3 separate regions of the Homo sapiens genome follow, and regions 1 and 3 are each linked to region 2. Evidence: chromatin contacts called from ENCODE Hi-C or POLR2A ChIA-PET data. All regions are on one chromosome and are shown on one strand. The core of a region is the stretch at or near the end of the contact, and the rest is flanking DNA. Distances in the headings are between cores, read along the strand shown. Region 1 overlaps TSHZ1 (teashirt zinc finger homeobox 1). Region 2 holds the start of CNDP2 (carnosine dipeptidase 2). Region 3 has its middle 140 kb from the start of PTGR3.

The links. Hi-C counts contacts between places; a loop is a spot of excess contacts on that map. ChIA-PET counts read pairs that join two places held with the same protein, here RNA polymerase II (POLR2A). Pooled maps may share reads with other maps.
Region 1: a pooled map shows a loop between it and region 2 (7-fold over the local background). The contact joins the enhancer-like site here to the promoter of CNDP2 in region 2. A Hi-C loop is called at or near these places in 1 of 168 maps with a recorded cell type or tissue (CD4-positive, alpha-beta memory T cell) and 9 of 50 pooled maps. POLR2A ChIA-PET finds 5 or more read pairs at or near these places in 1 of 52 experiments (A549).
Region 3: a map of CD4-positive, alpha-beta memory T cell shows a loop between it and region 2 (17-fold over the local background). The contact joins the enhancer-like site here to the promoter of CNDP2 in region 2. A Hi-C loop is called at or near these places in 3 of 168 maps with a recorded cell type or tissue (CD4-positive, alpha-beta memory T cell, heart right ventricle and naive thymus-derived CD4-positive, alpha-beta T cell) and 10 of 50 pooled maps. POLR2A ChIA-PET finds 5 or more read pairs at or near these places in 1 of 52 experiments (OCI-LY7).

What each region holds. Positions count from the first base shown.
Region 1 is chr18:75,246,090-75,249,685 of GRCh38, forward strand. The region is part of intron 1 of TSHZ1 (teashirt zinc finger homeobox 1); the gene reads left to right. Among named protein-coding and RNA genes, the nearest start is that of TSHZ1, 37 kb to the left of the region's middle. Within about 2 kb of position 1,867, at least 14 of the 41 ENCODE cell types and tissues checked have a DNase peak (open chromatin) inside an H3K27ac peak, as active enhancers do.
Region 2 is chr18:74,494,016-74,497,665 of GRCh38, forward strand. It overlaps CNDP2 (carnosine dipeptidase 2), which reads left to right and starts at 2,348. Exons shown (of 12, transcript NM_018235.3): 1 at 2,348-2,416. RefSeq lists enhancers at 1,634-1,903, 2,461-2,973, 3,357-3,456 and silencers at 2,174-2,683, 2,814-2,863.
Region 3 is chr18:75,069,545-75,072,895 of GRCh38, forward strand. No RefSeq gene overlaps it. Among named protein-coding and RNA genes, the nearest start is that of PTGR3, 140 kb to the right of the region's middle. RefSeq lists enhancers at 775-1,974, 835-1,335, 1,624-1,773, 3,054-3,351. Within about 2 kb of position 1,572, at least 28 of the 41 ENCODE cell types and tissues checked have a DNase peak (open chromatin) inside an H3K27ac peak, as active enhancers do; they include heart right ventricle, where a contact is called at or near this core.

The DNA of each region.
Region 1 (3,596 bases), core at 617-3,116, 750 kb after region 2:
ATTCAACCAAGACCTGCGCTTCACGTTTTGCTTCTTGAAAGCCAACATTTTGAAAAGAAAGTCAAACAGAGCATTTGTTAGTTGGGCATTTCCTACGAAAGACCAGCTCCAGTTCTTTGGAAGGAAATTGGCCAGATGCATGCACTGTTCAGGGCTTGTCTTAGTGCTAAAATGTAGCTAACGTGTGTGGCAAAGGTGAGGAAGTCCTGTGAGCTTCATAGTGGGAAGCGTCTCTTCTCATCTCAGGGCAGTGGGGATGACGATGGGGGCCTTGGTTCTCTGTTCAACCTCTGATGGGGTGTTTTTGGTTTCTGGTGTGTGTGTGTGTGTGTGTGTGTGTGTGTGTGTGTGTGTGTCAGAGAGAAAGAGAGAGGTAGGTCATATCCCTGTATCAGGTCCATCAAAACACACCCCAGTGCAGAACTCTTGATCCCTTGATTGCCTGCAAGCTCACAGCACACAGTGATAAGTGAAATCTCTGAGAGTAGATTTAATTTTATGAGCTGTATTATCCAAGAATACTAAGCCGTGGAGATCATGCTCAAGTCATGGGGTTTAAAGGGGTGATGGCTTCAGTTCTCTGTGTGGGGGAAGAAAGCCTGTGGCCTTTTTTTGTTTTTAGGCACAAAGCTAGTTTAATTGAAAGAATAATTTGATTTGCTGCTGCTACAGCAGAAGAGCTTGAGATGTGGCAAATTTTCTCTCCTTTCACCCAAACTCAAGAATTTAATGCTAGCAGGTGAACTTCTGAAGGCTGCTATCAAGTAGACAGAGACAATAACTGTCTTAAAAGCAGAATTTTGTCAATATTTTTTGCTGTGGGCCAAAGAACATTCACAATAATGGAGTACTAAAGCCCTGCTTGAAAATGCTGTAGAGGGAGCGGGAGTGGAGGATTTATTCCAAGTTTGAGCCTGCAGTGTTTTGGTGGTATATATGATTTCTGAATAATCTTTTTGCTCGAGCAAATGGAGGCACCCAGATATAATTTTCTGTTCAGGAAGAGCATTTGGTAGGCATTGCTACCCAGGGTTGCTGAACTGGAAGTGCCCTAGGCTGTAGTTTCTTTTCAGTTGCCGCATCGACCCACCACCGACCGTACACCTTCACCAAATGCCAGTGTTTTCTGACAGATAAAACAGGAGGTGGAATGGCCAGGAGCAGGCCATGCGGTCAGGGCTGAGGCGGTGGGCCTGCTGCTGGGAGAGGTACCCCAGAGGGCCACACTGCTCCTGCCAGGGGGGGCTGTGCCTCTTCTCTCAGTGAGTGGAGTCCCTTTGCCCTTGGTTTTAAATATGCCATTTCACCATGCTTTTGTAGAAAGTTGGTTAAACAGCAAATTGCACAACCCACAAAATGTAATGGCCTTTATGACTTAAAACAGATGCTAGATTCAGTTGCGTGAATTGCCTTGCCCCTTAAGTTATCTTACTTTGAAAAGAACGATTCCCTGAAATTTCACTTTGGAAAACACTGTTTCCCTCATTCTGCTTATGAGAACTGGTGCCTACATTTTTAATGCTATTGCAGTAAAGCGATTTTCTGATATAGATAGAGGTGAAGCCATTTTTGTAATTTTTCCAGTGTTCTCCGTATTTGGTATAATTAGAAGGGAGAGACGGAGGAGCAGTCACACACTCATATGTGAGCACACACACACTCACCCACAGCAGAGAAGCACAGCTTTGTCCTTCTTTTGAAGTGTGAAAAATATCAGTGACCTTATCATTAAATATACTTGTTGCTGTATTTATTTGAAATGTTCAGACCTTACTTTTTTTTTTTTTTTACTTCCTGTTCATTTTAGTGGGAAAGGGTGATAGCAAAAGATTTTATTTATTCAGAGCCACAGTGCAGGCAAAGTGAAAGTAAATCCTAGGCTTCCGGTGCATTCAGAAACCACAGTAAGAAAGCACTGTTTTCTCAAATATAAAGATAAGCGCACTAGCCAAATAATTTTTTTGAGGAGGTTGGAACAATAGAAGCCATCTAGAACTATTATTTGAGGCTATATATGAAAAATATATGTGAGCTTACAAAAATGTTTCTCATACTGGAAACTGTATCCATCAGGCAGACAAGACTTTCATCATGTTTATAGACAGTGATAGCAATGTAGCTCTGTCATAATATCAGTGGCCTCAGTAATTGTATTCTACTTCAAGTATAAGGTTCTGATTCTGGCGCAAGTTAATAATTCTGTTTTTACTGAAGACTTTTTCCCTTCAGAAATATCATATGATGAAGTTGCCTGTGGAAGGTGATCGAAGTGTATTCACCCTCAGGTTCATCTGGAAAGTCCTAGACTGTGGCCCACATGTTTCCTTCACGCTCACCTTCGTGTGTATTTCAGGCATTACCTTGTGATTGTTTAGATACTCTTATCATTATACATAATCCAAGGGTTATTTATCGTAAGATAGACTGAGTAATGCTGAACTCACAAATATGGGGCTGAAAATGTAAACACATTTTTGTAAATCCAATTGACAGTTAATTGGCCCACATTAATGGAGAGTTGAAGTGAAAGAAAATAGAAAACCACAAATTTCTAAAAGAAATTTTTCCCCTCATTTGGAATCCATTTTATACGTTTATTGGAAGCTAATGTTTCAGTTAACTATGACATATAGATATACGTTTACTTGCCTAATTATACTTGCTGTTAACAATACATCATGTGTTTGCCTGTGCGTCCAGCTTTGCGAGTGTGATGGTTTAATTACCCTCTGTGGTGTCTGCACGCTCTGCTAAGTCTTGTGTGGGGGAACGGTTAGAAATAGCCGCAGAGGCAAGGATTTAGAAGCTGGTGTGCCGTGAAGCCATAGGGTCACCCACCAGCAGCAGTACCAGGCGAGCCACCTCCGCGTGGGAGGAGGCCCAGGTGTCTGCTTCCTAACGCGGGGCCTGAGCCGGGCACCCTGGGGTGGAGAGGCTTGGATGGGAGCCCCAGATCTGGGCCACTGTGGTCCCTGGGCTACTGGGGGAAAGCCAGGTCCTTCACCGCCCTCCTGCCTACCCGGGGCTCTGGGCTCCAGGCCGTGGCTGCTCTCTGTCCCTTGTCCCTGCGGCCACCCAGGCCCCACCTGCTACCCGGGCAGGCTGCTCAGACACACATCCTTCCTAGTGGTCTTCCTGCAACTCCTCTGGTGGAGACCCCGGAGCCACACGGGTTGAGAGCCCTGGGTGCCTCGCCTGCCCCCACGGGGTCCTGGGGAGAGGATCATGCCCTGTGGCTCTGCATCGCTCTCACCCCTGTGGCGGGTGGGGGCAGCTGGCCTTCTCCCTGCCCTACCCCTGCAGTAGGTGGCGCAGGGTGCAGGCGGGTGGGTGGGGGGAACAGATGACTTCCTCCTCATCTAACTCCTGCAGTGGATGGGGGTGGCTTTGGTAGGGGGGAAGGGTAGGTAACTTCCTTCTCATCTCACCCCTGAAGTAGGTAGGGGCAGGTGACCTCCTCGCCATCTCACCCCTATAGTAGGTGGGGGATGCATGACCTCCTCCCTACCTCACCCCTGCAGTAGGTGTGTTGTGTGGGGGTGACTTCCTCCTCCTCAACTCACCCATGCAGTAGGTGGGGGACGTATGACCTCCTC
Region 2 (3,650 bases), core at 1,098-3,597:
CTGCTGACCTCAGCCAGGGTCTCCTGTTCCTAGGAGTCCTGGTCCCTGCACAAGGATGAGTAATTAACACTCATGAGGCACCTTCTCAGTGCCAGGCATTGTTCCTGATGCTGTATGTCATCAACTCTTGAAGCCTGGCATGCTCCAGACAAAGGGACAATTTGAAATGCCACATGGTATCACTGGAGGACAACTCCTTAATCAAGGACACTGATCAGGTACTGACTTAACATTGTTCCCAGGGGAATAATGACAATTAACATATTTCCAGGTAACAGGGTTCTATATTAAGGGTAAATGTTGTGTTTTGTATTTTCTTAACATTTATTCAGATTCATAGGAGAAACATGTTCACCAACTTCTTCAACACTGAGTACTGCAAATGCATTTTCATGTTTTCACTTGGACTGAAGCATCTGATTGCTCTAAAGTTCTCAACTACTTCTTTGCTCATTATTTATTCTTACCTTGAGCCTATTAAATTTTGGTAACAGTAGTGTGTTATGGCTTCTACTCTAAATCACTTCTTTTTGCTATATACATATGTGTGTGTGTGTGTGTGTGTGTTTTGTTTTTTTTTTTAACCAAACCCTCTTTTCAGCAATAATCTCATTTATGGATACCTGAACGAATTTATTTAAAAGCCCAGTAGATATGATTAAAGGATGTATCTTCCACCAATGTTTACTTTTTGCAATGTTTGCAAAATGTGTAATATAGTTTTTTCTTTTTATCATTCATGTACAATAATTATTATGAGAATTTAATCCAGAAGAAAAAATGTTAATACTTAAAGCTTTTTGGTTATAGCAAAGTGTCTATGGCCATACCACCCTGAACATGCCTAATCTCATCTGGTTATAGCAAAGTAAATATTAATTTAAATTTTTATCATAGTCTGTTGTAGAGAAATGATTAGGATATGAGTAAGACTATTAAGTATAAAAATGTTACATTTAACAAAATTCTATGAGGGATGTGGAATAGAAATAAAAAATAAAAGAGGAGGCAGGGATGGGGGGGACGGGGTGGCTCACGCCTGTAATCCCAGCACTTTAGGAGGCTGAGGCGGGTGGATCAGTAGGTCAAGAAATCGAGACCATCTTGACCAATATGGTGAAACCCTGTCTCTACTAAAAATACAAAAATTAGCTGGGTGCGGTGGTGCGCACCTGCAGTCCCAGCTACTCGGGAGGCTGAGGCAGAATGGCTTGAACCTGGGAGGCGGAGCTTGCAGTGAGCTGAGACTGGGCTACTGCATTCCAGCATGGCAACAGAGCAAGACTCTGTCTCTAAATAAATAAATAAATAAATAAATAAATAAATATAAAAAGAGGAAACAAACCATGTAAATTTTAAGGGAGGAGACAATTTTAACATTTTACTTTATGTGGGAACGTATACATCTCTTACAACTATTAAATTCATTTTTAAAAAATAATAACTCCCGAGCCATCACTCCTTAAAGAATGTGGTAGTGGTACAAGTTTAAAGAAAGTCTTTTGAGAACACTCTATTGGAAAAGTGAGCAGACTAGGGAATAACAATTTTACCCCCAAGAATTGTTGTTAAGATTAAAAAGGAAAGCGCTGTCGCAGACGCTCAAACACGGTGCTGGCTCTGCTTCCTTCATCAGTTCCTAGGGTCATGGGACACAAATACTAAAATATTTCCACTACTGGTAACGATGCTGGCGAACGCTTTCCTAATCCAGTTCAGACCGACCTCTCATTGGAGCTTGTGTGACCCGCAGGAGTCCGTGCCCCGACTCCGCCGGGACTGAAACGCAACGGAAAGTGCAGTGCTGGATGCGCAAGGGAATGGGAGCGTCGTGGGACCTCCGGAGCCTGGGAGATCAGAGGGTGGAGTCAGGGCCCCCTAGTTTTGGACTCCATTGCCGCACTGCAGGCGACTTCTCGGACCCCACCGTTGAAGCACCAGGCCCCCCGCCCACCCAAGAGCAACCGGGAAGCACAGCACAAGCCCACAGCTCCGGACACGCGCTCCCGTGTGCCCTGCCTCCCCTGAATCCCAACCCACGAAATCTCCGCCCCCTCGCCACGCCCACATCCCCGTCTACCGTCGGGGAGGGGCGACGAGGCGAAAGCCTTGTGGACCAGGCCGGGATTGGTGGGCGGGACGGAAATGGAGCTGGGAGAGGTGACGTCACCTTCCGCACCTGGCTCAGGGCGGAAATGGGGCGGGGAGAGAGTGACACCACCCCTCTGCCTGTGGCTGGATTGGTGGGCGTGGCGGGGGCGTGGCGATGCCTGCCCTCCGGACAAGGCGGGGTTGGTGGCCAGGGCGACCGCGGGGCGGGCCAGCGCCGGGGGTCGTGGCCGGGACACGTGGTACGGAACCGGCGCCGCGCTTGCTGCTGGTAACAGGGCCTTGCCTAGTGGGCCTTCCTTCCCAGGTGGGTCTTCCTGATGGACCTTCCTTCCCGGGTGGGCGCCCTGAGCTGGGAACGGGCTGGGCGGGGAGGACCCGGGTCAGCGGCGAGAGTCACGCCTCATTCGTGGGGGAGCGTGGGGCGCCCGGCCGCAGCCAGGCGGGAACAATGGTGTCCGGGCTGTTCCCGAGCGCGCGGTCGGGGGCGGAGGCCCGTGACGGCCATGGCCCCGGGGCCTCTCGCACCTCCGGGCCACTCGTGTCCCAGCAGCGCCGAGCGCGTCCCCGGTACGCAGGGACAAGCTGGGCGGCGCACTTGGCCTGAGCCTGCGTGGCCCTCCCTGGTGGAGTCGAGTGGAACGACCCGGGTTGGAGATGGGGTTGCGGGGAGCCGAGCGCTGGTCAGGCCACACCCCTCCCCAGGGGCCTGCTGAGAACTCCAGCCTTTCTCCAACGGATCCCTTTCCCGGAGACCTGGGGTGGGGAGTGTGGCGGGACAGAAGCCTCCCAGGTTCAAAGGGCCCTGGACAGCGTCCCTAGCTCCCGCCAGCATTTGAGGCAGCGTTTAAGGCTATAGGAGGAAGCGTCTGAGGGGAGACAAAATTCCCATGCCAGCTTGATGGTCTGGGGCAGGTGTCTTATTCAATTGGCTTCAGTTTCCTCATCTGTGAAATAGAGACAATATTTGGTCCTCACAGACAGGGCCACCAAACCAAACTCCCCACCGCCTGCCAAGGTCAGATTCCGTAGATCATCCAAGCATAGACTGCAGGAAGAGGCGGAGAACCCGGGGCCTGCTACCAATACCTTCCTTGTCCCTAATGTTTGCAGGCAGGAGTGGAGGAAGAGAAGTCCACATTATGCTTAGGGATCAAGTTCTAGCTTGGGCAGATTGGAGATTCTTTTATTGGTTCTTAATCAGACATGAAGGTGTGATTCAGTTATTTGTGTTATATATGCCTTCAATTATCAAGGGACAGGGACTGAGATTCTCAGAACTAGAAGACTCATTTGTGTGTACTACTGACGGTTCCAGGTGCCACAGCAATTTCTCCTGCCCTCCACTAGTCTCAACATTTAAATCATGTTACTCCCTTGCCAGGCATGGTGGCTCATGTGTGTAACCTCGGCACTTTGGGAGACCAAGGCGGACAGATCGCTTGAGTCCAGGAGTTCGAGACCAGCCTGAGTAACACGAGCAAACCCCGTCTCTACAAAAAATACAAAAATTAGCTGGGTGTGGTGGTGCGCACCTGCAG
Region 3 (3,351 bases), core at 322-2,821, 570 kb after region 2:
AAGCCAGCTTTGAAATACCAGGCTGGATGTGCTGGTCTTCACTGGGTGAAGGAGGTATCTGCTGAAGGCTTAGCATGTGGGCTTCTAGAATCCAGGCCCCACGTCTGGACCCTGAAACCCTCTGGTGAGAAAACAAAGAGGCCCAGCCCGTTACAGGCTGGGACACGTCGATGACTCTTGGCTTTCTTGGACTCTGGATCTGTAAAATCGACAAGGCAGAGGTGGGTCTTGAACCTCATGTTTGAGAAGTAAGCATGAGGGAAAGAACCTTCCACCCAAATGCCTACACCCTGCAGTCAGGACACAACTCTGCTTTTCTCTAGGCTGGACTCGAAGGATGCCCCCCTAAAGAGCTCACCAGCTGGAGACAGAAGACAGCCGTGGTCACAAAGCCCATTACCAGAATTAAATAAATCCGTTCTAAATCTCCCAGGCAAAGAATCATTTACTTCCTCCATGGCCCTGCATTTTCAATACCTTTTAATAAATTCTTTTAAAATGACCTAATTTCAACATGGCTTTCAACTTCATAAAAAGACAATTTATAACCAGGATAAACATGAACCTAGGACATGCCATTTCAGTCCTCTCCAGGATCTCACGTTACGCTTCAAATAACTTTTTAAGTGGAAGAATAAAAACCAACACAAAGTCAAGGTTTGTTTTTTAATTTCCACATTGAGCTCTGGTTTGAGCCTGAGCTTTCCAAGGCTGATCTGGGCTCCCTGCTTGTCCCGCCGGCGTCGGGCCCCTCCTGTGCAGGAAGCCGTCAGGGAGCCCCAGTTAGGAAGGGATCTCCCAGAGCAGGGCCACCTCTGTCCTCGCCTCCACTGCGCCACAGAGCCCCAGCAAATCTGCAGAGCTATCATGACTGATCTGTAAATAGGGCCATAACCCACGAATACAGTCTACCCCCAGTCTGGGCTCCCCTCTTTCACCTGTGCTCCTGCCGCAGTTGAAGGAGATAGAAGACGTTTTCATATCAGGATTGCAACATACGGCCCGTGGGAGAGGATGGTGATCCTAACCTATGCCTGGAAACGACGCTGCGAGTGACTTTTCTGGTAAGGGTCGGGACTCACAGTGATTGTCCAACGCGCAGTCTCTCACCCGTATTCAGAATGTCCTGGGAAACAGGCGGGGCTCTGGCTACGAGGCCACATATGTCCCACCTCCCCTGACCCCCCGCATGTCACAGGGCTCAGGTGCCTTTTCCTTTATCTCTAATTCCAGCTGTAAGCTCATGCCCCTGCACACAGCCTCTGCGTGTTCATCTTCAGGCCCTGAGCTTCTTGTGCAGCTAGGTAGGCGCTCAGCAAGTTACTTTAAATGGGTGGATAAATACATGGATTGTCAATTCGTCATCAGTTTTTCCTGTTTGCTTACTCACCTTCCTCTCTGTTGGTTTAGTCATAATGTTCTCAAATAACAAAAGCCTTTGGCAGGAATTGAATCAGATGAATGCACCGTGAACACACTGTCTTTTGGTCACGCTGGTTCAGAGCACGTCCCTCTACCTACTTCCACCTTTTTCAAAAACATTTCTTGATGAGCAGGGCCCTGAGACCAAACTTCACGGCAGACGCTGGATCTGAGTCACACTGTCTTGTCATGTGTGGTCAGGTGACCTGCAGCTTCCACCAGCAGGAAGAGATGCTGGGAGAGGATTTCCTCTTCACTCGCAGTCATCGTCATCTGAAGGGAAGCCTGCAAGTTCGTTCTGTTTCTAGTAAGATTTGTCTTTGCTTATGTCCTGGCTTCTTCCTCGCCCTGCAGACTTGGGCCAGTGCTGTTCACTGCACAGTTATTCTTTCCTCGACGTGCCGTGCAGAGAAGGCTGGTGTTTTGGGTAGTCTTGAACAATGGGGACTTCCTCTTCTCTAGAGAGAGCTCTTTGACTATAGGCAGGAAATGCTGCACGGGAGCCTGGTTAGCAGGGGTGCTGTGGGCCCCGGGCTGCAGGGCCTGCTATGCATGCAGCAGCATCTCGTGACGGGTCATCTCCTGGTGCGTCCTGTGATGAAGCAGGTGCGCCACAAGCCAGAGAGGAGCACCAGAGGGGAAAATAACACCCTGTCCATCTGACTGCAGAAGGCATGCCCCTCACATCTCCGTGCCTCTGCAATCGAGACACAGCGAGAGTGTCTCAGATGTAACGAATACCATAAATCTGTGTAAAGCAAGTCCTGGGGGAAGAAGAAGTATGGGGTCTCCCTTGGAAAGGACAACAAATATGCCACAGAATGGCACCCAGCACCCCTGAGGTGAGCCCAGCAGGCTGTGGACGGTGCTGAATTTCCAGTTACTTCTTAAGGCCTAAAGAAGATGGCTCAGCATGCTCCTGGCCTCTAATGCATTTGGAGTGGGGCAAAACACACACCTTCTCAGTGAGAGGGACTCAAGAGGTCCCAGAGGTGCAATCCTAAAATGGACAGGCTGCTCTTGGAGAAAAGGCGCCCTCCAGGCCTGGAAGACTCTAGCAGAGGCTGGTGGGCTCGATAGAGACACACAGTCTAGAAGGGCGTCCTCGCCGGGCCCGCCTGGCCCTGGGGCCACCAGGGCGTGTTCTGCAGTTCTGGGAAGCGGATCTGCTGACTGGGTCCTGAGCTGAGAACCGTGACTTCATTCCAGGCCTTCGATTTTATGAATAAGAGCTGGCCTCGAACTGCTGTGATGTCAGAGGAGTCACCTGTGCATCCTGAGGCTAGTGGGTCCTCTACAGAGTGAAGGCTGAGAATAGATAGACCCTAATATTAACACCAGCTCTAAGCCCTTTGATGATGTGAACAAGTCTCAGCGAGTGTCCGTGAATTGTTGAAGGAGAGTATCAGAAAGACAACACGGTCTGGACGTGGCAGTGATGGCAAAGTGTCCCCAAAGAAGCTGAAATCCATATAAGGTGGCCTTCTGACAGGTGCGTAGCGAGTCTTAGTTACATTGAGGGCAGAACGTCTCCCAGAGCAGCGAGCGTGGACTGTAACCTGACTGAACACATTCAGGAACCTGGAGAGAGGACGCCAGAGCCCGTGGGTGGCCGTGGGAGGACAGGGGAAGGAAGGCTTAGAGAAGCAGCCGCAGACGCTCACGGCAGGGCCGTGCAGGCAGAGGCATGTGGCCGAGGCCCCCACACTCCCTGCACGGAGAGGCTCCCAGCAGCCCAGTCCTCTGCCCTGGGGGTCCTCAGCCAGGTGGCCTGGCCCCAGGGGACAAGTGGCCATGTCTGGGTTGCCACAACTAGATGTGTGGTGGGTGGAGGCCAGGCCACTGCTGAGCCCTACGGTGCCCGGGATGACACAGCCCCTGTGCACCAGAGTCCGGGGAGACCCGCCCCAGGTCCCTGCCGCCTATGTG